2 separate regions of the Homo sapiens genome follow, and region 1 is linked to region 2. Evidence: chromatin loops called from intact Hi-C (ENCODE). Cell type or tissue: A673. All regions are shown on one strand. Links, peaks and the distances in the headings refer to the core of each region. The heading gives the core; the rest is flanking DNA. Region 1 has its middle 240 kb from the start of LINC01677. Region 2 holds the start of LINC01677 (long intergenic non-protein coding RNA 1677).

Region 1 (16,226 bases), core at 3,807-11,806, 250 kb before region 2:
TCTCAAGAGCATAATGCTTAGTTTTAAAAATTCTCAAAATAATTTTACACTGTATTTGAGCTCCTATTTTTTTTAAATGTCATCAACATAGTAGAACTATGAAAATGAAAACCAGATTAGTGCTTGCCAAGGGGCATGGATGGGAGGTGGATAAGTAGGTGGGTGCAAATATAGAAGTACAAGGAGGTTTATTTGTGGTTGGGTTGGTTAATTTTATGTGCCAAGTTGACTGGGTCACAGAGTCTCTAGTTATTTGTTCAAATACTACTCTGGTTGTGTCTGTGAGGGTGCTTTGAATAAGATTAACTTTTAAATTGATAGAATGAGTAACATAGATGGCCCTCCCTATTGCGAATGGACCTCACTGAATTAGCTGAATATATTAATAGAAATTGGCTGATTCTACCCTGGGTAAGAAATAATTGTATCTTGACTGACTTCCCTTGCACAAACATCAGTTTTCTCCACAACGCTTTGCACAAATACATCAGCAGTTCCTAAGTCTTGAGTTTGCTGGCCTTCAGAGAGAACCACACTGTCAGCTTTTTTTGATCCTTGGGCCTTTAGACTCAGACTAGAGCTAAACAATTCAGATCCCCTCAGCCTCTAGCTTGCCAGCTCACCTTACAGATCTTGGGACTTTCTCGCCTCCACAGTTTTCTAAGCCAATTACTTATAATAAATCTGTTTATCTATAAAGAGATTTGTATTGTCCTATTCTCTGGAGATACAGCCATATCACTTAACAATGGGACTACAATCTGAGAAGGGGGTCTAGTTGATTCCATCACTGTACTAACAATATGAAGTGTACTTACTCAATCTAGATGGTGCAGACTTCTACACACCTAGGATATATGGTATAGCCTATTGCTCCTAGGCTACAAACCTATACAGCATATTACTGTACTGAATACTCTAGGCAATTGTAGCACACTGGCAAGTATTTGTATATCTAAACATGGAAAACGTGTGGTAAAAATACAGTAATACAATCTTATAGAACCGTTGTCCTCTACTAGGTCCATTGTTGACTGAAACATTGTTATGTGGAGCATGACTCTGTGTGTGGTGTGTGTGTGTGTGGGTGTGTGCATGTGTGTGCGTGTGTGCATGTGTGTATTTTTACCGTCCTCTAGAAGACCCTTACCAATATTGTGGTGGTATAACTTTTCTGCATCTTGATTGCAGCATTGGTCACACAAAACTATGCGTGATTTAAAATTGCATAAAGCTACATATGTACATATATGTACACACACAAATGAAAGATACTAAAAATGAAGAAAAACGATTACGTTATATAATTTATTTATAAGGGTTGTAACAATGTCAGTTTTCTGGTTTTGCTATTATATTATAATTTTATGAGATATAACCATTGGGGTAAGCTGGTTGTAAGATATACAAGATTTTATATACTATATTTGTAACTTTCTATTGGAAAACATAAAGTAAAAAAATGACAAAACAAAAACATTTCAAGGATGTCTGCTGTGTTTGCTTAGCATTTCAAGCTCATTCAAATTCCTGTATTTAGATACTGCGGTATTAAATGGGCATATTAGATATAGTTTCACTAGACTGAAGTAACATTATAGAGCCTATGAAGACCTTTGATCCAGAACTACTTGTTACCTGTGATAAACCTGAATATTTGTAAAGTTCTCTATAATAAACCACTATTTATTAACTGTGCATTATTGTTCATTGCTAAAAGGTTTTATCATTTAATCTGACTCCATCTTCCCAAATAATAACAAAGATGATAATTATATGTTGATGTTGCAGATGAGAAAACTGAGATTTAGTGGTATTTAGAGATCACCGAGCTAATCATGGGATTGTAAAGATTCAAGCCTGGCTTTTAGACTTAGCTGTTATTGACTCCAGTAACATCTTCCTAAGATTGTCCAAAGACACAAGCAACAGTAAACGATGTTTCTACAGTGGTCATTATAACTTCTACTATACTGCTCTTTGATAATTCTAAAACTATAACTTTCAAAAAGTATACTGATCCTGATTAAAAATATAATTTTACATATCTAGAAATTTGGATAAAATGGAATTGTTTTGAGTATTTTATTTGTGTTTAGTTATTTTAGATGGAAAATATAATGATTTAAAGTAGGGATAAACAAACATTTTTTTCTTGCCCTGTGTTGTTATATTATAAAGTCTTGGCCATCTACTGCCTATTTTCTCTTGTCCACATACCGTCATCTTAAAAAATTATGGCAACTATATAATATTTCTTATAATTTCAACATGCAAATATGAGTTATTCTCAATAATATCCATGAAAGATTGTATTTCTGTTCTTTTGTTCTGTTAGGTACTATTGAATTTGTATATAGTCATTTTTTTAAATTTAAAAGGCATATAACTTAGCTATATATAAAACGTTCATTTTTGTAAATCATCTGCTGTTTTTTAAAAGTACAATATTACTATTTTTTCTTGCAATAAATGAGTTAGAAATTCAATCATTTTCATAATGAACTTTACACATGTAATCTGGTTTCTAAATATAGTCATATTTGCTACTTACCTGCAGAGAAATCTGTTATTTGTTTATAAATTGTGCATAATGGCCAAAGTAACTGTCTAGAAATAAAACACATAATGTTCAAATTTATAAACTCATAAGAAAGGTTTTATTGCTAGAACCAATTGAAATCATTTATGGCCAGTAAAATATAAATTAATCATGAGTACTGAGTGAAATTGGGAGAAAAACAAAAATTTCTGAGGGTAATACTAAATTGGTCATTAGTAAAAACACTTTTAGAAACAAGTTATTAAAGTACACTGAATAGGTCAAAAGCCCTATAGTGTAAGAACATCCTAAGATATCTTATTTTGACAAACTCTTATTCCTTTTTGAAGGGAAGTTTCTATATCTTGATGTTACTGAAACAGGACCAATGGAAGCTCCATGTACACTTGAAACAAGCAACTCTGTTTTTTGTGTGTGTGTGTGTGTTTTTTGATTTAAATAACAAATGTAATTTCTTTTAATTTAACTAAAGTGGCAAATTCTATGGTTTATTATTCTGCAAAAATATTCAAAATAAAGTGATTCATAACTAGGTTCACTTAAATAGTTTTGACAGATGCACCTACCATTAGGCTGGCTATTTTTTCTTCATATTTCCAGATGCATAAACAGTGGCATAGAAAGATTCTTGAGAGAAGATACAGGGAAGAAAATGTTACTGGGATGAACCTGGGATGGAGAGAAGATTCCAACCTCCACTTCTTTTTCATAAATTATAATGATCCTACTTTGTCTAATTTCACAGAGTATCAGGATGTTCTATGCCTTTGCTTTAAAGTTTTCATATTTGTGGAACTTGAAGGGTTCGTAAATAGGGACTATTTGTGAAGACCTTTGATTCAGGACTATTTGTTACCTGTGATAAACCTAAATATTTGTGAATGTCTCCATAATATAACCATTATTTATTGAAGATACAATAAATAGTGGTTCCATCATCTGTGCATGATAGAATAAATATTCCATCATCTGTGCATGGAACAACTTACAAATTCCTATTTGTATTCCTATGGTAGGGAGTTTTGTTTTAAGTCTGGGAGAAATTGGATAATGTACCTCTTTATTTCACAAAATTTGGGACACGTATATACATTTACAATTAACTTAACAAGTGAATGTTGAGGGTGTATTTTAATTTAGGCACTGTGTTGGGAATTATTGACACCAATATCACTAGGACAGAGATCTTCCTATCAGAGTTCAACATCTAAAGGTAGACCCAGAAAAGTAAATTATTGCTTATTGCACTTCACAGTAATTATAATCACATTCCATAGAGTACTGTTGGGATAAGGGGCAAAGCAAAAGAAGGAAAAAATGAATCCTAGACAAAACCAAGGAATAACTTTTTTTTATTTTAAACAATTTTTATATATGTCATCCCTAATACCTAGAACAAACAAAAATAGGGAAATATTCCTCAAATGCCCTTAGCGCATTATTGATTACATCATGTATTTTAGCAACCTTATATGACCTTGACCACATGGAAGCAACATTATCCAAACCGTTTTCCTATAGTGAATGTGGAAGAATGCAAAATATCTGTCTGTCCCAGTCAGAATCAAGGGTGTGTATATAGTTCATAAGCTCAGTGAAATAGCCAAGATAATCCTGGCTCTTTATCTGAACTAGTCTGCATACACAGTAAATTCTCAACTCTGATTTATTATAATGCAACTATAACATTAAAAAAATAGAGATTTGTTTTATTTCTACCTTCCTAGTAACCCAACACTTCCTGTTTTTTATGGCATTGAGATTTAAATGAGACAGTGAAAGTGAAGAGCTGCATCATTAGCTCTCAGATTGCAGAGAATACGTGCTAAATATAATTCCTTTAAATAGTTTAGGAGCAAAGAATCACAATACAACTCTTTTGTGTAGAACTTAAAGTAAAAAGAAAAAATCCAGAAAGCTAAAGTTTCAAGAGCTAAACTAAAGTCTGTTATATAAAAGTAATAAAGTAAAAATATAACAGTACTTTAACCCCAGACTCAAATTTTCTAAGAATAAGAAAAACAAAACATATCACAAGAATTTATTTTGGCCTCAGTTAAGAATACAGAGCATCAAAACTAGTAAAAATAAACAAAAAAGTTCATTATATAATGATAAAAGGATCAATTCAGCATGAGGATATAACAATGCTAAACATTTATGTACCCAACACTAGAGCACCTAGAGAGACAAAGCAAATATTATTAGGGAAACATAGATTCAAATAAAATCATAGTTGTGAACTTCAGCGTCTCACTCCCACCATTAGACACATCTTCTAGATATAAAATTAGCAAAGAAATGGACTTAAACTGCACATTAGATTAAATGAACCTAACAGACATTTACAGAACATTTTATCCAACAGTGATAGAATACACATTATTCTCATCAGCACATGGAATATTCTCCAGGATGGACCATATATTAGGACACAAAACAAATATCAACAACAATGGAATAAAACTGGAAATAAACAGCAAGATGAACTTTGAAACTTAAAAATACATGGAAATTAAACAACATGCTATTGAATAACATTGGGTATAGAAATTAATTAAGAAGCAAATAAAAAATATTCTTGAAACAAATGAAAACCAAAAGGCAACATACTAGAACCTATGCAGCATAGCAAAAGCAGTGATAACCAGGAAGTTTATATCAATAAACACCTCTACCAAGAAAGTAATACCATTTCAAATAAACAATCCAAAGGTGAACCACAAGAAAGTAGAAAAACAAGAACAAACAAAACCCAAAATTAATAAAACAAAAGAAATAATACAGTTCAGAGCAAAATAAAGCAAGCGACTAAGAAAAAAATGAAATAAAAAATCGCTTTTTAAAATCAATAAACAGCTAGTTAAACCAACAAGGCAAAAAAGAGAACCAAATAAACAAAATCAGAAATGAAAAAGGATACATTACAACTGAGATCATAGAAATACAAAGTATCACCAGAGACTATTATGAACAACTATACCCTAACAAACTGGAAAACCTAGAGGAAATGGATAAATTCTTAGAAACATACAATCTACCAAGATTGAACCAGAAAGAAATAGAAAACCTCAGCAGTCCAATGACAAGTGATGAGATCTAAGCAATAATAGTCTCCCAACAAAGAAAAGTCCAAGACCTGATGTTTTCACTCCTGAATTCTACTAAACTATCGAAGAAGAGCTAACATGAATTATCCTCAAATAATTCCAAGAAATTGAAGAGGAGGGAACTCCCCATAACTCATTCTATGATACTCTAATACCAAAACAACAACATGCAAATATATATCAATCAACATACAGAAATAAATTACACTTCTACACACCAATAATAAACCCATCAGGAAGCAAATAAGCCAGTCTCATTTACAATTACATACACAAAACAACCCATATATACCTAGGAACAAATGAAACCAAGCAGGTGAAAGATCTGCACACACACACACACACACACACACACACACACACACACACACACAAATCAGAAAACACTGATGAAAGAAATCCAAGAGGGCACAAACAAATGAAAAAACATCCCATGCTCATGGATCGGTAGAATTAATATCATTGAAATGACCATACTGCCCAAAGCAACCTCCAGATGCAATACAATACCTATCAAAATATCAATAGCAGTTTTCATAGAATTAAAAAAAAAGAGATCATAAGATTTATATAAAACCAAAAAAGATTTCACATAGCCAAAGCAAGACAAAAGAAGAAATCTAAAGGCATCTAACTAACCAACTTCAAAATATATTACAAGGCTATAGTAACCAAAACAGTATGGTATTGGCATAAAAACAGACACATAGACCAATGGAAGAAAATAGAGAATCCAGAAATAAATCCATGTAATGGTAGACAAATGATGTTTGACAAAGGTGCCAAGAACATACTTTGGGTAAACGATACCCTCTTTAATATGTCAGGCTGGGCACACTGGATACTCATATGCAGAAGAATAAAACTTGACCCCTATCTCCCATGGCATACAAAAATCAACTCAAGGTGGATTAAAAACTTAAAAATAAGTCATGGAACTATAAGACTAACAGAAAAAAAACAACTGAGGAAAACACTTCAGGGCAGTGGTTTAGGCAAAGATTTTATGGCTAAGACTTCAAATACACAGATAACGAGAGTAAAAATAGACAAATGGGGCCATATTAAATGAAAAAGCTTCTGCACAACAAAAGCAAACCATCAGCAAAATGGAGTGACTATCTGTTGAATGGATGAAAATATTTGCAAACTATTCATCTGACAAGGAAGTAATATTTAGAAAAAAAAGAACACAAACAATTCAATAATAAAAACAAAATAAAACAAATTTTTTTTGTTTTCATTTAAAAGTGAGCAAAGGACATGAATAAATATTTCTCTAAAGAAGATATACAAATGGCAACAGGTATATGTAAAAATGCTCAACATCGCTAATCCTCAGGGAAATGCAAATCAAAACCAAAATGAAATGTCATCGTACCCCTCTCAGGATGGCTATTATTAAAAATACAAAAAGCCGAAAAACAAAACAAAACAAAACAAAAGAAAACATAAAAACACAGGAGATGCTGGAGAGAATGTGGAAAAGGGAGCTGTTACACAATGTTGGCAAAAACATAAGTTAGTATAGACAGTATGGAGAACGGTATGGATATTTCTCAAAATGTAAAAAAATAGAACTACCAAATGATCCACAATCCCACTAGTTCATATTTATTCAAGGGAAAAGAAATCGGTGTATCAGAGGATTACCTGCACTTCTATTTTTATTGCAAAGCCACAATGCCAAAGGGATGGAATAAAGCTAAGTATCCATCAATGGCAAATGGAAAAATAAAATGTAGTATATATACACAATGAAATACTATTCATCCATAAAAAAGAATTAAACCATGTTATCTGCAGCAACATGGATGGAAGCAGAGATCATTGTTTTATGTGAAATAAGCCAGATTAAAAAAAAATAGAAATATGGCACGCTCTTACTCATAAGTAGGAGCCAAAAAAGTTGATCTCGTGTAGGTAGAGAGTGGAATCATTGGTACTACAGGATAGGAGGTGTGTGTATATAGGAGGTGATGATGATGAGAAACTGGTTAATGGGTACAAATATACAATTATATAGAAGGAATTATTTCTAAAGTTCCATAGCAGAGTAGGGTGACTATAGTAGACAATAGTGTGCTTTATATTTAAATTATTAGCTAATTTGAAATGTTCCCAACACATAATAATGATAAATGAGGCTAGGTGCAGTGACTCATGCCTCTGAGCACTTTGAGATGCTGAGGCAGGAGAATCACTTGAGGCCAGGAGTTCAGACCAGCTGGGGTAACATAGTGAGATCCTGTCTCCACAAGAAAATATAAATAAAAAATTAGCCAGTAGTGGTAACATGTGACTCCCAAGTAACAAATTACTTGGGAGGCTGAGGCAGGGGGATCATTTGAGGCCAGGAGTTCAAGGCTGCAATGAGCTATGATCATGCCACTGTACTCTAGTCTGGGTAACAGAGTAAGACCCTGTCTCAAAAAGAAAAAAAAAAAAAGATAAATGCTCAAGGTGACAGATACCTCAAATGCCCTGACATGACCATTACATACACATGTCAGAAATACTCACATATACCCCATACATACATAAAATATTATTTATTAATTAAAAATATAAAATTTGAAATGCATTATGTTTTTTCCCTACAGTCACAAAAACTGGAAATTCTGACTTTTATCATATTATCTTCAATATTCTCTCTTCTTTCCTCCTTCTTATCTTACTCATAAAACAGTCTTTAATATCAAGATCTTCATATCTTCAATTGTTGAACTCACTTATTTTCTCCCATTTTATCTGAATCTACACTTACTTGTTTCCCTTTCAAGGCCGGACTACATTTTTATCATTGTTCACGGAATCTCTCACTTCCTTGTCATTCCCTATTGTTCAATGTGTCCAACCCCCACTAGGAGTCACCTCCGCACTGCACAATGTAGGCTTGACACGTCTCACACTCCCACGATTATCTTTCTCAATCTGTTTGCTGTTTCCACACTGTCCCTGGAACTTCTAGCTTACACATCAGTGCCAGCAACCTACTTACCAAATTTATGAGCTTCTTATGAGACTATATTCTCTTGACCTTCATATAGCATTGGGCATGTTTTTTCTCCATACATATGCATTTTGGAAGTTTTTCCACCAATTACTTCAGTGACCCTTTACTTTTCTATTTTTTCTTTTAAAATATTCTTCATCATGTCATTTTCTCTCTCCTACTCTTGAGTATTAGTATGTTCAAGGTTAGAGTTTATTTTTTCACTCAGATATCTCTTCACTATTTATCTCATTCATCTTCACACCTTCAATTCTGACCTTCGTATAGAAGACAACCCAGGCAAGTCTAAGATGAAAAAATCAGGATATGAAATAATCTGAGAATAATTTTTTCCCATGATTGTAAGAATTAATTATTTGAACAATTTATCTTAAAGAAGAAAGCCACTTCTTCTTTTGTGTTATGTAACTTGAAAGTCTTTATCTCTTTCTCTCATAAAATTTTTCTGATAGCTGAGCCTATATCCTCATCTGCACCATATATTTTTCTATCTAGTTGTACTTCAGCATCTCACAATTAAGATTAGCATTCTCCCAATATTCCCACAAATCAGCTCTTCTTTGTGATTTTGCTGTCTTGATATTTTTACTTTCTCTCCTATTCTTTTAAAACATGAAATGTGGACGCATCTTTGATTCAGTGCTCTTCTTTGTCTTTTTAGCTAGTTGTAATTTGCCAACTATTATGGATGATTTTTTCCTTTCATTATATATGATAATCATTTTATTACCTTTTATTTGAAATAGTCAGGCTACAACTTTTCTCTATGATTCTAGTATCTACTAATTGTTTTCCTTTTCCTATTCCCCTTCTTTCCAGTTTATATTGAACAATTCTGCTAGACCTATTTTTCTTAAGCACAACTTTCTATCATTTTCTCTAACATTCAAAAGCAATGACTGACCAGCAGGGCTGGCTCATGGACATGTGACCTATGCATCCCATAGGGCTTCATGCATAGAAGGGACCTACACACGGATTAATGTTCTGCTGTAGCCATTTGGAATTCCTAATAACTTTTAAACAAGGATCTCTTCATTTTTATGTTGTACTGGGCCCCGAAAAATATGTACTGCATCCTGCTTCCAATGACCATGAATAAATTTGATACCAGCCTCCTGCCTAAAGCTCAAGGCCTTTCATACCCAGCACTTACTCATCCCTAATCACCATACCACTCCTCCCTTACTCGTCAGTGAAACCAGACTACTAGCTGCCTTCCATATATACTTGTTTATTTCCTACTTTTGTCCTTTTATTATCTCTTAATATAATCTCAATTTAGCTCCTCAGAGTTTTACTCAAATTCCTTCTTCATGTCTTGTTTTTCTTATTTTTATTTTCTGAGTCCCCACAATGTTGTCTCCTTTAAAATTTTTAGTGTTATGTTTATTTTTTTCCAAGAGCAAATATTTATCATATTTCCTTTAATTTTGGGGGGAACAGGGAGAATAAGTGTCTTGTTATCCCTATTAAATTGCAGATTCCATGAAGATAAGGATAAACTCTCTTATCTATCTATATATTACATACAGTGTTTAAGATATAAAATATACGCAATAAATGGTTTCTGCATTTAAATATTATAGCAAAACTGTTGTTTATGACAATAAATAAAAATATCTTTCATTGTAGTAGACAAGAATGTTTCTCATCTTTAAATAAAAATGTGTGTGTGTGTGTGTGTGTGTGTGTGTGTATGTGTGTATGTGTGTATTTGGCTTTCCTGATTCCCCAACTGTATAGTTTTTGCTTTTGAATGAAATAGGAGAAGACTAGAAAGCCAGGTCACAATAAATTTACTGATGAGCAGACTTAAAATATAAAAGAGGGAGAGAGGAGAAAGAAAAGGAGAGGGAAAAAATGAGAATATAGATACAAACATATAAATTCTGCTGATTAACCTGTTCCCTCGTTGTAATCACTACCCTCTCTGACGTTCCAGAAAGGTGATACATCTTTTAATGTGCCTTGTCTAGAACAGCAAAGGAAAAACTTGGAAAATAAAGTTGGAGATGATGTAGCTAGCCTCCAGCATTTTGTTTATGAGAGCATCCATTCGTGTCTGCTTGGACTTGCTGAATAATATCCATTCTGTCCTTGAGGCATACATCAGGCAATGAAATTTTGTTGTATTAGTTATTTCAGGCTTTCTACTGATTCCAGAATATCTGAGAATTTCTTAGTATAAAGTGGCTATATGTGTTAAAAAGTCTTGGATATATCAGTGGTCCTATTATTTTGACTTTAACAATTTCAGATGAAAGCTATATAATGGAGAAAAAACAGAACTAAAGCAAGAATACGAGCAAAAAGATGAAGAAATACATTTTTCATCTGGAGTGTTACTCAAGTACCATTCAAACCAGTTCCATTATTTAATTTCCTGGTTATACTCTTTCCTCATCCACTACTTTTCACAGCATAAAGCTTAAAAAAGAAACATTTAACTGTTAGAAAGGAAAACATGACAGCCAAGTTATAATTTTGTTTCTGTTGAGTTTTTTATACATTTAAGAAACAATTCTGTTTCTTTGTTGTTGTTTGTTTGTTTGTTTTCCATTAACATGGCTGACGAGAGGCAATGCACACCAGTTCTCCTCAGAAAGAAGAACCAAAATTACAGGTAAGTAACCATGGTCCAAGTGAGATACTGAGGGATGAGTGAGGAATCTATTGAAGAACCCACAAGAGGAAGCTGGATGCAGTAGAAGAAGGAAGCAAGAGTTTGGCAGAGATCAACTCCCAAGGAATTTGGAGTCTCATGGAAAAGGTAGGTAGGGGTGTTTTTGCTCCCCTCACCCTTGTGTCACAGTGCTGACTTCTCAGCTGTTGGAGAGTTCCCTTGCAATCCCTGTGGGAAGGGATTTGGGAACTTGGGAGCAGAACCAGCTGTGCAGTCTTCCTCATCCTCTCCCCAGACCAGAGTGGAGGCACAATGCCAGTTGTACAGCTGCTGTGGGCCTCTATCCTTTCCAGAGAGTCTCATCCCTTGTATCCACACACCACTAGATCCCATGTAAACATTCCCCACAATCCATTCAGACTGTGGCAACCGCAAAGGACTGGTAGGATCCTAGGGAACTGTGAGATTTCTGGAGGTCTAACTTGCAGGGCAAGATACCCCTGGGGGAAGGGAGAACACAAATTGCCAAAGTGCCCCTTAAGAAAAAGAAACTAGATTGTACACTCTGTACCCAAGAGCTCCCTGCTTGTGAGCAGAAGGTGACTGTGCCCTCACCCTACAGAGACACGGGTGGAGTGTGAAGCTCTATAGGGGAGGAGTGTGGTTCTGTCTCAGTGGCTAGGTGACACTGGTGCCTGGAAACCGATGTGGAGAGGGGAATTTCTCCTACTGCCCCCCTGACACTGCTACAAATGCAGCCACGGCTGTTCATGTGGGGAGTGGGTGCTGGTGTGCATTGGGATGCCAATTCCAGAGTAATTGGGCACAGCTACAGTCCCACTGATAGTGTCTCTACCAGCCTGGGCTTGCATGAAGGATGTGGTCCATCTCCCTTCCTACAAAGGGCAGCAGAATTACTACAGTAGAGTACCAGTGACCCATGAAGCTAAGTGTATTGGGCTGAGGGAAGAGGTTCTTTCCCAAGGCCAATTCAGTTGTAGCTACAGGATAAACATTTTCCATGGCCCTCAGTTAAATTGTGGCCTACAGATAAATGAAAATTTCCATTTGAACAGAAAGTTATGAGCCTTGCCACAGGGTTATGTTAAGGAAATTAATCATGTTTCTGCTTTCCCAGGATGTGGATCTGGTGCAATGTCTACACTCCCACTGGTGAAATAATGGCACATTATACCATGAGCTCTCTCTGCTACCCTTATCAGAGAAGGTGGATCCAGTCTTCACTGGGTTATCTTAGGATGAGCTTGGCAGTCCAGCTGTCTCCACTTTTGGCTCCCTACTCCAGGGCTGAGCTGGGAACTCAGGGCAATGGACATCCTACCGACCAGCAAATCCCATGTGATAACATAGAGCTCCTTCCCGTAAACAAGGATCAAGCACATACTCAGTTGCTTCTGCCCAGGTTGCTCTTACTTAGAGATGCACCCACTGGACTAGAGATTAAACTGATCAAGTAAAAACATGCAGAAAGATAGGCATAGTGCTGCAGGATGAGATAAGCTTCTGGAGACATCTGTAATCCCAGTATTGCAGAAGGCAGTGAGCCTGGTCATATGCCCAGTAAATTGCTACCATAATCAACATGTGAGAAAGCCACTGCACAAAAGCTATCTATGACCAAAAATCTCAACAGAGACTTGGTTCCCTGAAAGCAGCCAGAATCAAAGTTAAATGACTATACACAACACACATCATAGTCATACCCTCAAAGAAAACAGAAAGTCCAACCCAATGAAAGTGAATTCAAAACAAGAAGTGACAGCTTCTCCATATAAGAAGGAATTCATGTAGAAATTATGGCAGTACGAAAAAATAGAGTGTTTATACATTCCAAAAGGACTACACTAGCACTCTAGCAATGGATTCTAACCAAACTGAATATTCTGAAATGACAGATGACAATTTCAAACGCGGATTGTAAGAAAGCTTAATGAGATCCAAGAGAAAGGTAAAACTAACACACACAAAAAATAGAAAAAACAATTCAGGATATGAATGAGAATATACTTTAAAAAGTTAGGTATTCTAAAGAAACAGAACTTCTGAAAACAAAAAATTCACTGAAGCAGTTGTAAAATGCAATTGAAAGATTTACCACAGTCTAGAACAAGCAGAACAAATAATTTAAGAATAAGCCCCCCTCAGACAAAAATAAAGAAAATTTAAAAATAGACAATGCCTCTGAGAAATATGAGATTATGTAAAGAGACTAAACCTCTGAGTTATAGGCATTTCTGGGAGAGAAGAAGAAAACGTAAGAGTTTGGAAAACTCATTTGAGAAAAGAATTCAGGAAAACATCCCTGGTCTTGCTAGATAATTAACTTCTAGAAAAAAGAAACACAGAAAACATCTCAGAGATACTTTGCAAGACAAATCTCATTAAGGCAAATAGTCATCCATCTCCAAAGTTAATGTGAAGAAAAAATTTCTAAATGCAGCAAGAAATCACTTGTAAAGTAAATCCCATTGACTAAGAGCAAACTTCTCAGCAAAAACTTTACCAATGAGAAGAGATTGAGATCTTCTTTTCAGCTCTTAAAGGAAAAAAAAAATGCTAGCCATGAATTTTTCATAAATGAAACTAAGCTTCATAAATGAAGAAGAAATAAGGCCTATCCCAGATAAGCAAGCACTCAGGGAATGTGTCATAACTAGACTGGTTCTATAAGACATGCTCAAAAGCGTTGTAAACCTAGAAACAAAAGTAGAATAACTTGCCATTATACAAGCACATGAAAATATAAAACTCACAGATCCTGGAAAGCAATTACACAGTTGAGACTGCAAAGCAACTAGATAATAATTAACATTAAGACAGAAACAAAACATCACATATCTGTATTAACTTCAAAGTAAATTGACTAAATACTCCATTTAAAAGATAAAGATTAGCAAAAATAATTTTTACAAAAGACTAAACCATATGTTGCTTACAAGAAACTCAACTTAGGGGTAAAGACATTCACAGACTCAACATAAGGGGGTGGAAATAAATGTTCCTCATAAATTGAAACCAAAAGCAAGCAGGACTACCTATCGTTATGTCAGATAAAATAGACTTTAAATCAACAACAGTAAAAGAGTATCAAAGAAGGTCATTATATAATGATAAAAATATGAATTCAACAAGAAGATGTAAAAATTTAAAGTATATATGCACTCAACACCAAAGCACACAGATTCATAGAAATATACTATTAGACCTAGGAAAAGACATAGACAGCAATACAATAATAGTGCGAAACATGAACAACCTACTGACAGCATTACACAGATTATCAAGGCAAAAAAACCATCAACAATAAAAAAATCTCTAGACTTAAACTGGACTCTAGAACTAATGGCCCTTATAGATACTTACAGAACATTCTACCCAATGACCACAAAATGTACATTCTTCTGTGCAGGAAACATTATCAAAAAGAGACCATATTCTTGGCCATTAAGCAAGTTTCAATAAATTTAAAAAAATGATGTATCAAATATTCTCAGACAACATTGAAATAAAACTAGAAATGAGTGCCAAGAGGAACTCTGAAAACTATATGAATACATGGAAATTTAACAACCTGCTTCTCGGTGATCTTTGGGTAAATGATGAAATTGTAGCAGGAATTAATTTTTTGAAATGGATGAAAATAGAGACACAACATAGGAAAAACCTCTTGGATACAGCAAAAGCAGTGCTAAGATGAAAGTTTATAGCATTAAGTGCCTACATAAAAAATATAGAAAGATCTCAAATTAACAACTTAATGTCACACCTCAAAGAACAACACCAACAAAAAAACAAAGTTAGCAGAAGACAAGAGATAGATTAGACAAAGGTCAGGTCAGAGTAGAACTAATGATATTGAGTCCAAAAACAAACAAACAAACAAAAACCAAAGGTTCAAGAAATGACAAGTTTGTTTTTTGAAAAGATAAAGTAAATTTATTGGCCAATAGCCAAATTAACCAAGGATAAAAGAGAGCAAACTCAAACACAATCCAAAATGATAAAGTTGAGTTTACAACTGATAACACAAAAATATAAAAGATCATCATAAACTAGTATGAACATCTCTACGCAAACTAGAAAACCTAGAAGAAATGGTTAAGTTCCTGGAAACGTAACACCTCCTAAAATTGAACCATGAAGAAACAGAAATCCTGAACACACCAATAATGAGCAACAAAATTGAATCAGTAATACGAAATAGCCCAATTTAAAAAGCCCAGGACTAGACAGATCTGCAGCTGAATTCTACCAGACAAACAAAAAACTGATTTCACTTCTACTGTAATTGTTCCAAAAATTCGAGGAGGGAATCCTCCCTAGATCATTGTATGAAGCCAATATCACCCTGATACCAAAGCCAGACAAAGACACAACAAGTAAAGAAAAGTAAAGGCAAATAACCCTGATGAACATAAATGCAAGTATTCTTAACATAATATTAGGTAAGCAAATCCAACAACATATCAAAAGATAATATAACCTGATTAAGTCGGCTTTATTCCAAGGATGCAAAGATGGTTCAACATATGCAAATCAATCAATGTGTTTCACCCCATAAATAGAATTAGAAACAAAAATCATATGAATCATATGATCAACAGATGTAAGAAATGCATTTGATAAAGTCCAGCATCCCTTTATGATAAAGTCTCTCGACAAATTAGTTAACAAAAGAACATACCTCAAAATAATAAAAGTCATATATGACAATTCTACATCCAACATCAAATTGAATGAGGAAAAGTTGAAAGCATTTCTCTTAAGAATTAGAACAAGACAAAATGCCCATTCTTACCATTTCTATTTGCCATAGTACTGGAAGTCCTAGCCATAGTGATCAGGGAAGAGAAATAAATGCATCCAAATTGGAAAAGAAAAAGTTAAACT
Region 2 (16,226 bases), core at 4,059-12,058:
AATGTTATATATAATGTTATATATATGATTTATATACACATATATAATATGTTATACATATGTTTTATATATATACATATATAATATGTTATATATATGTTATATATAGCAGCCACACAAAATACGTGGCTATTGAGCACTTTTGAAATGCAGTTAGTCCAACTGAGACATAGCTAAGTGTAAAATACACATTCGATTTTAAAGACATTCCAAAAGAAAGAATATTTTAAAAACTCAATAATTTTAAATATCTGTTACATGTTGAAATAATTTGATTATGTTGGGTTAAACAAAATGTTAAAATTAGCTTCATCTTTTTAACTTTACTTTTTATGTAAATACTACTAAAGTTAAAATTAAATATATGGCTCTCATTATATTTCCACCGGACAGTCCAGCTCTGGAGGATAAAAAGTATATTCTGATATCAATTATAATTTCCTTTTCACTTCGGAATTTTTTTTTTTTTTTTTGAGACGGAGTCTCACTCCCACGCCCAGGCTGGAGTGCAGTGGCACGATCTCAGCTCACTGCAAGCTCCGCCTCCCGGGTTCACGCCATTCTCCTGCCTCAGCCTCCTGAGTAGCTCGGACTACAGGCGCCCACCACCATGCCCGGCTAATTATTTTTTTATTTTTATTTTTTAGTAGAGATGGGGTTTCACCGTGTTGGCCAAGATGGTCTCGATCTCCTGACCTCGTGATCCACCCACCTTGGCCTCCCAAAGTGCTGGGATTACAGGCGTGAGCCACCGCATCCAGCCTCACTTGGGAATTTAAAGTAATATAAACATTATACCTAGGAAGATAGATTTGATGTGTGATTCTTCAATTCTGTCTTTCTAACCTGAAAAATACTTTCTTCAATCTTTCCTGCATTTACATTAAATTTAAAACTTCAATATGTTCTCTGTGAAATAGATAAAAAGAATTTTCTTTCTTTACATGAATTCTTTTAAAGTTTCTACTGGAAGTAGAAGCTGAAATCCTACTCCGAATTTCCCCCTTTAGGAATACTCTGAAATGTTTAGACAATAATAGTGAAATTCCCCTTGGTAGATGAAACTTAGAAAGTCTTCTATTTACTATTCCTACAATCTTTGTTACCACCAACACTAGCAATACTATCATTATTAATGTTTGCTATGTACAAAATAGTTTTCTGTTGTTGTTTTTGAGATGGGGTCTCACTGGGTTGCCCAGGCTGGAATGCAGTGGTGTGATCATGGCTTATTGCAGCCTCAACCTCTCTGGCTCATGTGATTCTCCTGCTTCAGCCTCCCAAGTAGCTGGTACTACAGGGGTGTGCTTCCACATCTGGTTAATTTTTGTATTTTTTGTAGTGACAAGATTTCATCATGTTGCCTAGGCTGATTTTGAACTCCTGGGCTCAAGCAATCTGTCCACCTCAGCCTCTCAAAGTGGTGGGATTTTAGCCCTGAGCCACAAGGCCTGGCCTCTATTAAATATGAAGAATTTATTGTGCTAAATACTTTAGGTTCATTGTCTCCCAAGAATACTATAGACTATTAGTCCTGTTTTACAGAAAAATAAAAAGACAGCTTGAAGAATGTAAGTAATTTGTCCAAGGTTACTAACCAGTAAGTAATATGGACCAGATCTGTCCATAAAACCTGTGTCTTTAGTGTCTTACACAACTAATATCACTGTGGCAACAAAAATATCTGTGATACCAAACTCTACCTTTTGAGACTAGATAATCCAATTATCAGTTGTAATTCTATTTCCATTATTAATGCATTATCTCACATCATATAAAACAATGTTATATTTTATTTCTACTGTTCTAAAGAATATTATTCTACTTGTTTACGATATATTTATGTAACTCTCCTGCTTAATTCACTTATGCATACCAGCAGTTTATTTTGAAGGAAGTGTTAGTAGCATCATGTTGGATACACAATTCTTGATGTACCAAGAACGGGATATTTGCCATTACAGTTCCCACTAAATTCCAACAGTGCCTCCCATTTACTGTGAAAATAAAAAATTATTCCATGAATTTCTAAATACCCTGGTGAAGGTGAAGTAAGAAACAGGATATGTCTATGGCTGATTACCTTTGAGCATCTGATTCAAATGTTCATATTTAACTAAAGCCTTATATTCACAGCCTCAGGTTGTAGCTTAACACACATGCAGGTGTATTCTTACCTGACTTTCTCGATTTCTATTTTGCAAAGTAATGTAAATCAGGTCCTCCTGATAACCTCCATTTATATTTTTAGCTATTTATTTGTTGTACTTTTTTGTTTTAAAACAATTAAAAACTTACAAAAGTATGTAAGAAAAAGACATTTCCATTTTTTTTTTCTGAACTATTTGTGGGTAAGTGGTCAACATAATGCCTCATTGACCATGAATATTTAAGTATGGACTTCCTACATATGAGGTCACTATCTTACAAAGCCACAGCACCACTCTCAAAATAATTATAATTACAAATGACAGAAATTTTATTTTATTTTGTTTTTAAAAATTATTTTAGATTCAGGGAGTACATGTGCAAGTTTGTTACATAGGTATATTGCCTAATTTTGGAGTGTGGCTTCTATTGAACCCATCACTCAAATAATAATCATTGTGCCCAATAAGTAGTTTTTTAACCCTTCCCTTCCGCCTCCCTCCTTCCTTCCTTTTGGAGTCTCCATTATCTATTGTTTCACCTCTGTGTGCATGTACACCCATTTTTTAACTCCTACTTAATAAGTGAGAACAGGCAGTATTTGATTTACAGATTTTATTTTCTAAAAACAACTGCAACTCAATCTCCCTTCTGTCTTGCATGCTCTTATTACAAAGTGAGTTTCATCCTCCTGCTATCAAATGTGTGGTTTTGACCTGGAAAAGGAAAGGTGAGAAGGTCTTTATTTCCTGTTCTTGAATCTGGGAAGGCTCTGAGACTTATGAGGCTAATGCATAAATAGTTTAAAGAATTTTAGCTGATTCTCCTAATACACTCGCTATTGAGATGCAGTCACTATGCTGTGAGGAAGCCCATGTAACAATGTGGAGATTCTGAAGTGAGTTCTGGGTTCTAAGCCAACAGCCTAAATACTTTAGGTCCATTATTTAGGTCCAAGTTCAACCACTAGACCTGTACTTCGCAAGCCTTCAGAGGATTCCTGCTTTCAGCCCGCAAGCTTTTTCAGCTGAAGCCCCCAGTATCATGGAACAGAATCAGATTATTTCCACTGAGTCCTTTTCAATTTCTTAACCCACAGGATTTATGAGCATTATGAAGTCATTATGGCTTTCTGCCACTAGGCTGAGAGTGGACCACATATACAGAAATAAAAAACTATTAATAGAAAAATATATTGCAAACATCTAATCCTCAAACCCCATTCAAGTTTTGCCAACTACCCTCCATCCTATCAAATATTCCTTATACCAAAAAGATCCAGTTCAAAAATAAGTGTTGCATTTATTTTTTAACCTCTTTTGATCTGGAATAGCTCCTCACACCGTCTTTCATGACTTTAGTGCTTTGGAAGACTACAGGTCAGTTATTATACAAAATGTCATTATATTTAGATTTGCCTAAATTTTTTTTATTACATTCAGACTAGGCATCTTTGTAAGGAATACTACAGGAGTGATGCTGTGTTCCCAGACATTCCTATCTGCTGGAGGCACAAATTCTACTTGTTCTATTACTTGGTAATATTCACTTTAATGCTCAATTAAAGTGGTGTTTGATAGGCTTCTCTACTCATTTTTTAAGTCTTATAATTAGTAAGCGTTAGTGGGGAGATATTTTGAGACTAGGTCAATGTCCCATTTCTTACAAAAGATTTGTTACCTTTTCACATAAGTATAGACTCATGGATTCTTGCTTTATTCTATGCCATAATTCATTACTCTGTATTTATTTTGATGTCCACACTGTCCCAGATTTAATGAAATGTAATCTCCTTTAAGCTAGGCCCTGTGCCCTTTTGATACCTACCTATGATTCTTTAAAACAGTATTCTTTATATCTGAAAAATAAAGGAATTTCTACTTTCTGGCTTAATATAATAAGATGTTTAGGCTCATCTGAAATTTCCCTGCCGTCACCTGGGAATCAACCATTTCTTCAGGGAGTCCTAGTTTCTTTTAGCGGTAAGTACTGTTTACAAAGCAATGTCTGGTGAGTAGGTATGTTTGTGTTTTATGCTAAATCACATGGTAGTCTCTTTACTGGCTTAGGCAGTTTCAGTGCCCTATACCTGGCCCCTAACTCATTTCTCTAAAGCTAAAAAATAGGTGTGTCTATTTGATGTATTTACGTTTTTCTCTCCTAGTAAATAAATAGTTTTGTAATAAGTTAACTTTTATAACATTTTCTCCCTATTCTGTTATTGGAAGAGAAATATGCTGTTTTTTTATTAATTTAAATATTATGTATAATTCTGTCTGGGCGAAACATGCACACACACATGTAAATGCACACACACATTTTATGCCATGGATCATTTCACTGGAAAACTAAAGTGGTATCTCTGGTTAACATTTTGAAAATTGAAATCCCATGAGAGTTAGTTGTGCAAAACTGTTTTATGTGATAATTGACTATGTAAAACCTGAATTACAACAGTATAGAATGGCTTGGAATTTTATTTAGATAGTCTTCAGTGTCAAACAAGAGACAATTAGATTTATTCAATGGAATGTTAATTTTCATATAAATGCAAGTTCTTAACTAAGCCATGTTTTCTAACACATTCAGGATAGGGTTATGAATACATATAAACCTTGGTGAAAATTATTTAAATAGTCAAAGATTTATTTCGAGGAGAATTTGGTGTCAAAAATAGTGTAAGGTATTAGGGATACATATATTTAAGACATACTCCCTATATTAAGGAATTTACTGTCTAGTGGGGAAAGTAGCTATATAAACAAATATAATATGGTGCAAAGAGTAGGTCTAGGGGCAAAAAATTCCACCTTCGTCCCCTTGGGGTTTCAGCTGGATCTGAGAATTAAATTGACATTAGATAGATTAACAAGATAAAAGTGTAATACAAATTTTACAGGGCATGGAAGCTCTCATAAGGAAATAAAGACCCAAAGAGGCAGTTAGGGTCAGTTACTTAAACACTGAATTGGACAAAGAATAGTTAGTTGCGAAGAAGCAACTAAATCATGTGGGAGGCTTAAAAGACAAGAGGTATTTTAACAAGATCTTTACATAGTTTTTAGTTTTGACTTCTCATCCTTGAATATAAAGATTTTGCATCTTTCTAGTAAAGGGAGGGCGTCTTTCACATGGGAATTTTATCTTCTGCTTTTGAGAGACAGCACAGAGGTCAAAGTGATCTTTTGTACGTATTGTTTTTTAAACCACTTTAAACTTAAATAGCCAATATGCCAGAATAGCATATTTTAACCTCTTCAAGGTCAACAGTAGTGATGAGCACATAGTGGATTAATGCACAGAAGAGGCTTCTCTATGAGTGAGTTGGAAAGGCATTTGGTAGGATAGGATTCCCATTTTGCTCCTTGAACCAGACCAAGCAAGGTGAAATACTCTACAGAACATACTACTGCAAGCAACTTTTATGAGAGTTTTTTTTATTGTTGTTGTTGTTTTGTTTTGCTTTGTTTTTAACCTAATGGAACTGATACCAACACAGCCAAGTTGGGGAACCAGAAATATTTTCAAGAGCAGATAAGTTCATAGCAAGAAGAGTAATATCAGTGTCTTAGCTAGTTTCTGAGAAGATGTTGTTTCCTTATATTCAAAATCAGAGCTTTTTAATTTTTTTCAAATCAGTACTGTGAATAAAACAGAGAGAAAGCAAAAATGATATAATTTTGTTAGCCTTAAAACAGAGGTTATGCTACAACATCTTACTCTTCTACTAATCTGATACTTCAGATTGATTTACCTTAAATCTTCTTACTTTAAAACTTCCGATGGACCTTAAATCTTCAGGATGGTTTAAGGTCAATTTACTTGCATTTTTACGCTAGCAGAGTATATGACATATTGTATTAATAAAAAATGTTAAATTTGTCATGCTGACTTGACTCTCTACACTTATGGGAATAAGGTGAAGAAATATAATTAACCACTTTTCTATTTTTCCACTTGGGCTTTTAAAAAATGTACATTTTTTCTTCAAACTATTTATAAATTACTCATAGCCCTAATTTCATATTTATCTCTCATTCGGGAGTGTTGGCCATATTTAGACTGATTATGTTTTACTGAATTCTGAGATGTTAGGAAGCCTTAATATCTTCTACATTGTGTTATTTAAGTCACAAATTTAAATGTAAGTAGAGTGAAGGCTGCAGATAACTATTTTTTAAAAAATAGTTTTTATTGTTTCGTTATATTCACTCCTAGGACAGACACTGTGGGATAAATGCACTGTAAATATTTATATTACTTTACAAGAATGGGGATCACAGACTAAATCCCTATATATTGCTCTAAATATTTACCCTCCTGTATTAGTAAAGTTACTCAAGGACATTGCCAATCATTCTCAGTGTTTGCAAACAATAAGAAGGGTTGCAAAATTCAGAGAAGTAATCATTTCATTTTTACAATGGGAGAATGCATAAGAAGTAAAGAAACTGAGTGTCTTATCAAGATTGTCTCATATACATATAATTAATTATATATCAGTAAACATATCTTATATAAGTATAAAACATAGATGATGATAGATAGATAGATAGATAGATAGATAGATAGATACCCACACTTTAAGATAGCAAGTCCCTGAGGATATACATCAGTTTTAATTCTTGCTGGTGGTAAACAATGTGGTAAAATGGAAAGTGAGAATAAAGTGCTTATATAAATGTGAGCAGACAGATCTAAGTCACTCTCAGAAGGTAGCTCTTACTCCATGGAATATCCTGGTAGCAATGATAAGTACTTTTTTCTTCTTTTAATCAGATAGCTGATTAACATTGAAACACAAAGTCTCATTCTCTCTCTAATTATACTATTTTATCTTTCCTTGTCCTTTTGTTATTTTCCATATACATTACTACTCCTTTAATAAGAAAGTTTTGCATTCTTAATCCACTGATATGTTTTTTCCCAATCTGCTTAGTCCCATTAATTTTTACTTCCTTTCCTGTTTAGAGTAATCATTATGGACTACTACTTCTAATGCATCTTCATATTAATTGTCTATAATTTTGATAAATCAGTATAAAGCTGAACATTAACATAAATATGTGGGAGAAAAGTTTAGTTTCTGAAGACTCTGCATTTTAAAATATAAACCGATATCATCTCTTTTTGATATATACTCAGTAGTGGCATTGTTAGATTATGTGGTAGTTATATTTTTAGTTTTCTGAGGCCCTCTTTACTGTTTTCCATTTTAGCTGTACTAATTTACATTCCCACCAATAGTGTAATAGGGGTCCCTTTTCTCCATATTCTGCCCCAAACTTGACATTTCTTGACATTTCTACCTTAGTCAACCTGAAGACCAATTATAAGTTGGCCAAGATGTTTAATTACAAAGATTAGAATTATCAGTTGTATCTGCTTTTCCATTCACTGGTCCTTTAAAGGCATAAACTTTTTATTCAATTTGTTATGCCCACCACTGAGCATAATACAAGGAACATATTAGGTCCTCAAGAAATGCTTACTGAATCCACCTTAATTGATAATCAAGTTATTGTTGGTTCACTCTTCTCCATACATTTTTTTTTTTTTTTTTTTTGAGATGGAGTCTCACTCTGTCATCCAGGCTGGAGTGCAGTGGTGTGATCTCGGCTCACTGCAAACTTCACCTCCTGCGTTCAAGCGATTCTCCTGCCTCAGCCTCCTAAATGGTTGGGATTACAGGCATGTGCCACATGCCCAGCTAATTTTTGTATTTTTAGTAGTTATGAGGTTTCACCACGCTGGCTAGGCTGGTCTCAAACTCCTGGCCTCAAGTGATCTGCCCACATCAGCCTCCCAAAGTGCTGGGATTACAGGCGTGAGCCACCCCACCCAGCTCATATATCGTTTTAAAATCAATATTATATTGATATGAAATTGAGCAAGATAAAATAAAACACAGTAAGGTATTATCATAGTAAATAATTAAATTTTCATTGTTTTTTTTTCTACCATCATTATAGTATAGCCACCAATTTCTACTGAGTATTTATCTACTATATGGCAGGTCAAGTCTGCATTCTGGGATAAAGTGTTGACACAATCTTGAATCAGTGCCTAAGGAGTTCACAAGTCCAGAGAGGGGATAGCGCATGTGAGTAATTCTAACATAATATTTTACAATCTGAGTTGGAAGTACAGAAGCACATAATTTCGTTCTGCAAAGGGAAGTAAAAGATTTCTAAAACAGAATCATATCTAAAACAGACTGTCTTATCATTTTTATTCTTGGGGCCTAACAAAATGGCCAGTAATTTTTAAAAAATGCCATGTTGAATTCAAAATAATATTTTAACAGTATTATTTATATTTAATATGTTACATATAATTTAATATACATTTAATATTTAATATATTGTAATTTCACTCTTGTATCGTTTTCCTGTATACTTATTTTTTGTATTTTTAGTAGGGACAAGGTTTCACAGTTAAGTTCAAAATGGTATCTGTCCATTGACTATGAATTTTTTAAATGTTTAATATATTTAAGAGAATTTGTGAAGTAGGATAGAATTTGAGATTTTTTTAAAAGGACATCTTAAGAAATCATTAGAATAAGATTAACCCAAAAATATCGTCATATAGAAATTGTCTTTCAAAAAAGTTAACAGAAATATAAGTATGATGTAATTATTTTGTTAATTTCATCAATAAGGGAACTAATATTGAGAAATAACCCTGCCCTCTAGTGGTGATTAATAAATTTTAAAATATACTGAAAACACCAGTTTGCTGTTACAGCAAAGTTCACATTGACATATATTTGAATAGAAACACTGAAACCATGTATTCTGCATTAATAAACAGACATGATTAAACTAACAGCCTTGAATGTTGTTTAGTAGATTCATCCCCCTAAGAAATTTAGTAAAACAAATTTTAGTAAATGAAAAGTGTCACTGTGTTTCTCCTTGTGAATGGTATTACCAATGTTGAATTAGATTCTTTGATGGAATCCTTTTTCCATTTGAATTTTGATTAGAAATCCACAATCTAGGGAAAAATTTACAAAGTCTCAAACTTGTTTTACTCACCCCCTACCAATTTTCATCACCAATTCTCTCCACTGCCCTGATAAGTCCTCTTCATATGCCATTTGTCTCTGCTTAAATATTGGATAAGCCATTTCTCTCTTTTCTGAGATACGACTCGAAGGATCTATACAAAAAACACAATTTATTGCACTTCATTTGATATTTCTTTTTAAATCCTGAGATCTCTACATGCCTGATTATATGCTAGGTATCATCTAAACTATATTTTATCCCATGTTTTTTCCTAAAAGAAGGATAATACTTTTAGACAAACGTAGCATAATTAATTATACAATTTATTCATGAAAGAAACTATACTTATGTACTGATTTTTTTTAATTCTGAATTTTGTGCTATCTGTATTTTAAAACTCAACATCTATTTTTACCTATGACTGTCATAAAAAATCAGAGGTAGCCTCTAGTTACATAATCACAACATGAAGAATTATTAGATATTTTAGAAATAACTAGATCAATCCCTCTATTACAACAAAGTAAATGTTCAAATGTGTCTACTGACTTTGCCAAGGTTTTGTAGTTGCTTGTTTCACTAAAAGTCAGAGCTAAATGGAAAACATTTTTTAGTTTTGCTTCCAATTTACCTCTGTACCTACAAATATAATATTTCAAAACTGTGTTATATCCATGTCCTCACTCTGAGAATCTCTGAATTCATTACAGTACATATCAAAAGTTAAGGACTTCGAAAGATTGTCCTGGTGGGCTCAGTGTAATCACAATGATCCTTACAAGAGAAGGGCAGGAGGGTCAGAATCGGAGAAGGAGATGTGATGACAGAAGCAGGAGTGAGAGTGAAAAAGAGAGGGTATGAGAGAGGGTGTGCATGTGTGTGTGTGTGTGTGCATGTGTGTGTCTGTGTGTGTGTGAGAGAAAGAGAGAGAGAGAGGGAGAGAGAGAGACAGAGATATTAGGAGACACTGTGCTTTGAAAATGGGGTAATTAATGAACCAAAGAATGCAAGTAGCCACTATGCCTTCTACTGAAAAAAAAGTAAGGCAACAGAGTCTCCCCAAGAGCCTCCAAAAGGAACACAGTCCTGCTGACTCATTTTAGACTTCTGACATGCAGAACTGTAAAATAATAAATTTGTGTTTTAAAAATAAAATAATAACTTAGGAACTTGTTAAAAATTCAAATTCCCTGGTACCAACCCAGACAGACTAATTCATAGAAACAAGGGGAGGGATTCAGAAATCTGCAGTTTAAGAAGCCCTCTAAGTAATGAATGCTAAGCCTGGGTGATATTGACTTACATAAAGTGTTTTCCTCACCTATTGCAGGGAAGATTACTGCAGGAGGTTATTTCTCATTGTGGTTTTGATTTGCATTTTCTTTATAATTAGTTTTATTGAGTGCTTTGATACCTGTTGGCCATTTCTATGTCTTCTTTGGAAAATGGAAAAATGTCTATTTGGATCCATTGCTCATTTTATGATGGGGTTATCTGGCTTTTTGCTATGGAGGTGTATGAGCTCCTTAAATATTTTAGATATTAACTCCTTATCAGGTATAAGGTTGGCAAATATTTTTCCCATTCCATAAGTTGACTTTCCATTTTGTCAGTGGTTTCTTTTGCTGTACACAAACTTTTTGTTCTTTCATCCATATTTTATAATTTTTAGTTCATTGTATTGACTACGTTTATTCTTAAGTATTTTATTCTTTTAATGATATTATAAATGGGATTGTTTTCTTAATTCTTGAATAGTTCATTATTAGCTTATAAAATGCAACTATATTTTATATATTGGTTATCCTGCAAATTTACTGGATTTCCTTATAAGTTCTAACAGGTGTTTTGGTGGAGTCTTTTTGGGTTTCTACATATAAAATTATGCCATCTACATACAGGGATAATTTTACTTCTTCCTTTCTGATGTAGATGCCTTTTATTTATTCATTTCTCTCCTAATTGCTCTGGCTAGAACTTCCAGTACAAAGTTAAGTAGAAGTAGCAAGAGTGGGAGTCCTTGTGTGGTTCCAGATCTTAGAGGAATAGCTTTCTACTTTTCACTTCTGAGTATAAGGTTAGCTGTGGGTTTGTCATATATGGCCTTTATTGTGTTGAGGTACACTCTTTCTAAACCTAAATTATTGAGAGTTTTTACCATAAAAGCATGTTGAATTTATCCAAATATTTTCTGCATATATTGAAATGATTATGTAACTTTGTTCTTCGTTCTGTCATTGTGATTTATCATATTTATTGATTTGCATATATTAAATCATCTTTGCGTACCAGGGATAAATTTCATTTGATCTTGGCAAATGATTCTGTTAATGTGCTGTTGAATTTGGTTTGCTAATATTTTGTTGGAGATTTTTCCATCGATGTTCATCAGAAATGTTAGCCTGGAATTTTCTTTTCTTGTAATGTTTTTGTCTGGCTTTGGAGTCAGAGTGATGTTGGACTAATGAGTTTGGAAGTACTCTGTCTTTAATTTTTTGAAAGAGTATGAGAAGGATTGGTTAATTCTTTTGTAAATGTGTGTTCGAACTTACCAGCTAGTCATCAGGTCCTAGGATTTTCTCTGATGCATATTTGATATTACTTATTCAGTTTCCTTACTTAAGGATCAGAGCAGATTTTCTATTTCTTTGTGATTCAGTCTCAGTAGAGATATGATTTTAGGAATTTATCCATTCTTACAGGCTGTCTTAATTGCAGGTATACAATTTTCCATTGTAGCCTCTTATGATCCTTTGTATTTCTATGGTATCAGTTGTAATATCTCCTTTTTATTTGTGATTTTATTTATTCAGTCTTTACTCTTTTTGTATTAGTCTGGCTAAAGGTTTGTTGATCTTGTTTATGTGTTTTTAAAAATCCATCTTTTAATTTCATCGATATTTTCCACTTTCCCATAGTCTCAATTTTATTTTTTTTCTGCTTTGATATTCATTATTTCATTTTGACTACTAACTTAGGGCTTAGTTGTTCCTTCTTCTCTAATTCCTTGAGGAAAAGTAGTGTTAGATTGTGTATTTGTTATTTTTATATAGGTATTTATTGTAATAAATTTATATCTTAGAATTGCTGTCATAAACTCTAATAAAGTTTGTTTCCATTTATATTTGTCTCAAAATATTTTTTAAGTTTTTATTTTTTGATATATCATTTTATCAGGAAATGCTGTTTAACTTACACATATTTGTAAATTTTCCAGGTTCTTCTTGTTATTGATTTCTCATTTCATACCAGAGTCATAATGATAAGATATTTAATTTGACTTCAATCTTCTTAAATTTGTTAGGACATATTTTGTAGCCTAATACGTGGTCTATCCTGGAGAATGTTCCATATGCACTTGAGGAGAATGTATGTACTGCTGTTGCTAGATGAAATTTCCTGTATATATCTGTTGGTCCATTTGGTCAAGGTATACTTTCAGTCCAATGTTTTCTTGTTCAATTTCTTTCCAGATGACTCATCTATTTTTGTTTAAAGTCGGTAATTGAAGTACTCTACTATTGTTTTACTGCTATTTCTCCCTTCACATCTATTAGTATTTGTTTTATATGCTTAACTGTTTAAATGTTGGGAGCACATATTTTTACAATTGTTATATCTTCTTAAAGAGTTGACTTCTATTATTATATAATAAGGGTTTTTGTCTTGTTTTACAGTTTTTTAATTTAAAGTACGTTTTATCTGATATAAAAGTATAGCTCTTTTTGGTTTCTATTTCCATGGCATTTTTTTTTATATCCATTTACTTTCTGCCTCTGTGTGCTCTTAAAGTAATTCTCTTGTAGAGAGCATAGAGTTGGGTCTGACATTTTAAAATTGAACTACTGAGTTTCTTTTGATTTACATTTAAACTAATCATTGATAGGTAAAGACTTACTGTTTCAATTTTATTGTTTTCTGACTGTTTTGTACATCCTTTGTTCCTCTTGCTAGATTATTTTGTGATTTGATCGTTTTCTATGGTGCTATGCTTTAATTCCTTTCTATAACATTTATGTATATATTATAGTTCTTTTCTCCGTATTTACTATGAGGCTTACCAGAACATCTTATATTTTAAGCTGGTAACAACCTAACTTTGATCACATACAATAACTTTACAACTTTCTTCCCCACACATATTTTATATTTTTGATACTATTTACATTTTCATATTGTTTATTCATGAACAAATTATTGGAGTTATAGTTATTTTTAATATTTTTGTTTTTTAACCTTTGTACTGAAGATGTAAGTTATTTTCACACCACTATTATAGTATTAGAGTCTTTAACATTTGAATACCTACTTAATTTTACCTGTGTACCAGTGAGTTTTATGTTTTTTTTTTTTATTATACTTTTAAGTTTTAGGGTACATGTGCACATTGTGCAGGTTAGTTACATATATATACATGTGCCATGCTGGTGCGCTGCACCCACTAACTCGTCATCTAGCATTAGGTATATCTCCCGATGCTATCCCTCCCTCCTCCCACCCCCCCACAACAGTCCCCAGAGTGTGATATTCCCCTTCCTGTGTCCATGTGATCTCATTGTTCAGTTCCCACCTATGAGTGAGAATATGCCGTGTTTGGTTTTTTGTTCTTGCGATAGTTTACTGAGAAGGATGATTTCCAGTTTTATGTTTTATATATATTCATGCTACTAATAGCATCCTTTTAATTCAGCTTGAAGAACTGCCTTTAGTATTTCTTGCAAGACAGGTCTAGTGATGATGAGTTCTCTCAGCTTTATCTCTCTCTGGGAAGGTCTTTAGTTTTATTTATTTTTCATGCACAGCCCTGCCCAGTAAAGATAGTATTATTAGTTGCATGCTTTTTTTTTTTCCCCAGAATTTGGAATGTAGCATTCTTCTTTCTCCTGGGCTACAAAGTTTCTTGCTGAAAGATTCCACTGACAGCCTTATGGGGAACATAAACGTATATATAAACTATATATAAACTATAATAGATATATAAATATATAATAATATATATATAATAGGTAATATATAATAATATATAATATGTAATAATATATATAACATATATATAAACTATAATATATACATTAAAGTTATAGAAAGGAATTAAAGCATACCACCATAGAAAATTATCAAATCACAAAATAATCTAGCAAGAGGAACAAAGGATGTACAAAACAGCCAGAAAACAATTAATAAAATTGAAACAGTAAGTCTTTACCTATCAATGATTAGTTTAAATGTAAGTCAAAAGAAAACCAGTAGCTCAATTTTAAAATGTCAGACCCAACTCTGTGCTCGCTACAAGAGAATTACTTTAGGAGCACATGGAGGCAGAAAGTAAATGGATAGAAAATAAATTCCATGCAAATAGAAACCAAAGAGAGCTATACTTATATCAGATAAAATATACTTTGAATAAAAAACTGTAAAAAAAGACAAAAAAATTGTATGTGAGAAAAAAATCATTTGTTGCTTTCAAGAGTCTCTGTTTATCTTTAGTTTTTGAAAGTGTGACTATGCTATGTCTTGGTAAAGTTTTCTTGGGGTTGAACCTGTTTGGACCATTGAGATTCATGTACCGGGATGCATGTATCTCTCCTCAGCTTTGGGAAGTTTTCAGCCATTGTTAAAAGCTCTTTATCTCTTTTTCTCTCTCTTACCCTATCTCACTCCTATAACACAAATGTTAACTCTCTAGATGGAGTCCCATAAATTCCACAGGCTTTCTTTATTCTCTTGCATTCTATTTTGTCTTTTTTCTCCTCTGGTGATTGTTTTCAAATGCCTGTTTGAATTCACAGAATATTTCAGATTGCTGTTGATGTTGTCTACTGCTTTTTAAATTTTACTCATTGTATTATTTAGCTTCAGAATTTCTGTTTGCTTCTTTTTATGATTTCTATTTATTTCTAAAATTTCTCTTGTTTTTTATGAATTGTTTTTCTGATTTCATTAAGTTGTATACCTGTTGTCACTCACTGAAATTTACTAAAACAATGATTTTGGGCCACGTATGATTGCTCATAGATATAATACCAACACTTTGAGATACATAATTATATTTTACATATAATTACATATACAATTCTATTACATATATAAGCACTTTGTTTACATAATTATCATAGGGTTCTCATATACCTACTTTATTAGAACTTTATTTTAAAGATATTGATGGCAGATTTTTTAAAAATATGCACATTCTCCCCTTTCATGTAAACAAAATTGTATTTTACCTTATGGAAGAGAGAATGAAGAGAACTTTATGTAAATTACAGGTTTAAAAATAAGAATATAGATAAAAAGTCATACATTTTTTTCAAGTTCAATGAATTAAGAATTCTTTAAAAATATCAACAGTCATATTAATTATGTTGGTATGTGGCATTTTTATTGTAAAATTTCTATGTAGAAATGCTTTCTATGATCATTACCTAGCTATATTATGAATAACTTCATCTGTAATGTTATAATATATTTATAAAATTCTAATTTATTTAAGTTGATAATTAAAAGAACATGTCATTAATTTGTATATAAAAATAAATCATTATTTTAAAATTTAGGCTAAGGTAGTAAATGTGGATCTAAAGAAAATTAAAATATATAGATTTTTTATTTTTAAATCATGTGACAATAATTATGTCTATTTTAAAAATATTTTTAAAAGCTTGAATATTTTGTAAAATGGTATTTTTTTTTAGATTTTAAAGTAAAAAATACATTTTTTAAGATGATGAACAACTTTACCTTTGAAACTTTCTATGGTCCTGTTATGATTTGAATCTGTGTCCCCACCGAAATTCCATTTTGAATTGTAATCTCCAATGTTGGAGGTGGGCCTGGTGGGAGGTAACTGGATGATGGAGGTGGATTTCTCATGAATGATTTAGCACCATCCACTTAGTGCTATCCTTGTGACAGTGAGTGAGTTCTCATGAGATCTCACTGTGTAAAATTGTGTAGTACCTCCCCTATTCCTCTCTTGCTCCTGCTCTGGCCATGTGACGTGCCTGCTTCCCCTTCACCTTCCAACATAACTGGAATCTTCCTGAGGCCTCCGCAGAAGCCAAG

Evidence for each region. Peaks named below come from ENCODE experiments on the same cell type or tissue, not always from the same donor. Only the 100,000 strongest peaks of a DNase experiment are listed, where the experiment ranks them.
Region 1: a loop joins it to region 2, with 4 times the contacts of the local background. A loop is called at or near these places in 6 of 110 quality-filtered maps.

The regions. Positions count from the first base shown.
Region 1 is chr1:106,260,601-106,276,826 of GRCh38, reverse strand. No RefSeq gene overlaps it. Among named protein-coding and RNA genes, the nearest start is that of LINC01677, 240 kb to the right of the region's middle. In A673, for the core only: a CTCF peak has its summit at 8,539; a DNase peak (open chromatin) is centred at 8,556.
Region 2 is chr1:106,015,107-106,031,332 of GRCh38, reverse strand. LINC01677 (long intergenic non-protein coding RNA 1677) reads left to right here and starts at 3,080. Exons shown (of 6, transcript NR_146609.1): 1 at 3,080-3,527; 2 at 4,051-4,130; 3 at 8,121-8,251. LOC124904595 (a long non-coding RNA gene) reads right to left here and starts at 3,186. Exons shown (of 2, transcript XR_007067036.1): 1 at 3,121-3,186; 2 at 2,749-2,864. In A673, for the core only: CTCF peaks have their summits at 8,661 and 8,861 (motif pointing left); a DNase peak (open chromatin) is centred at 8,842; H3K27ac peaks cover 1,591 bases.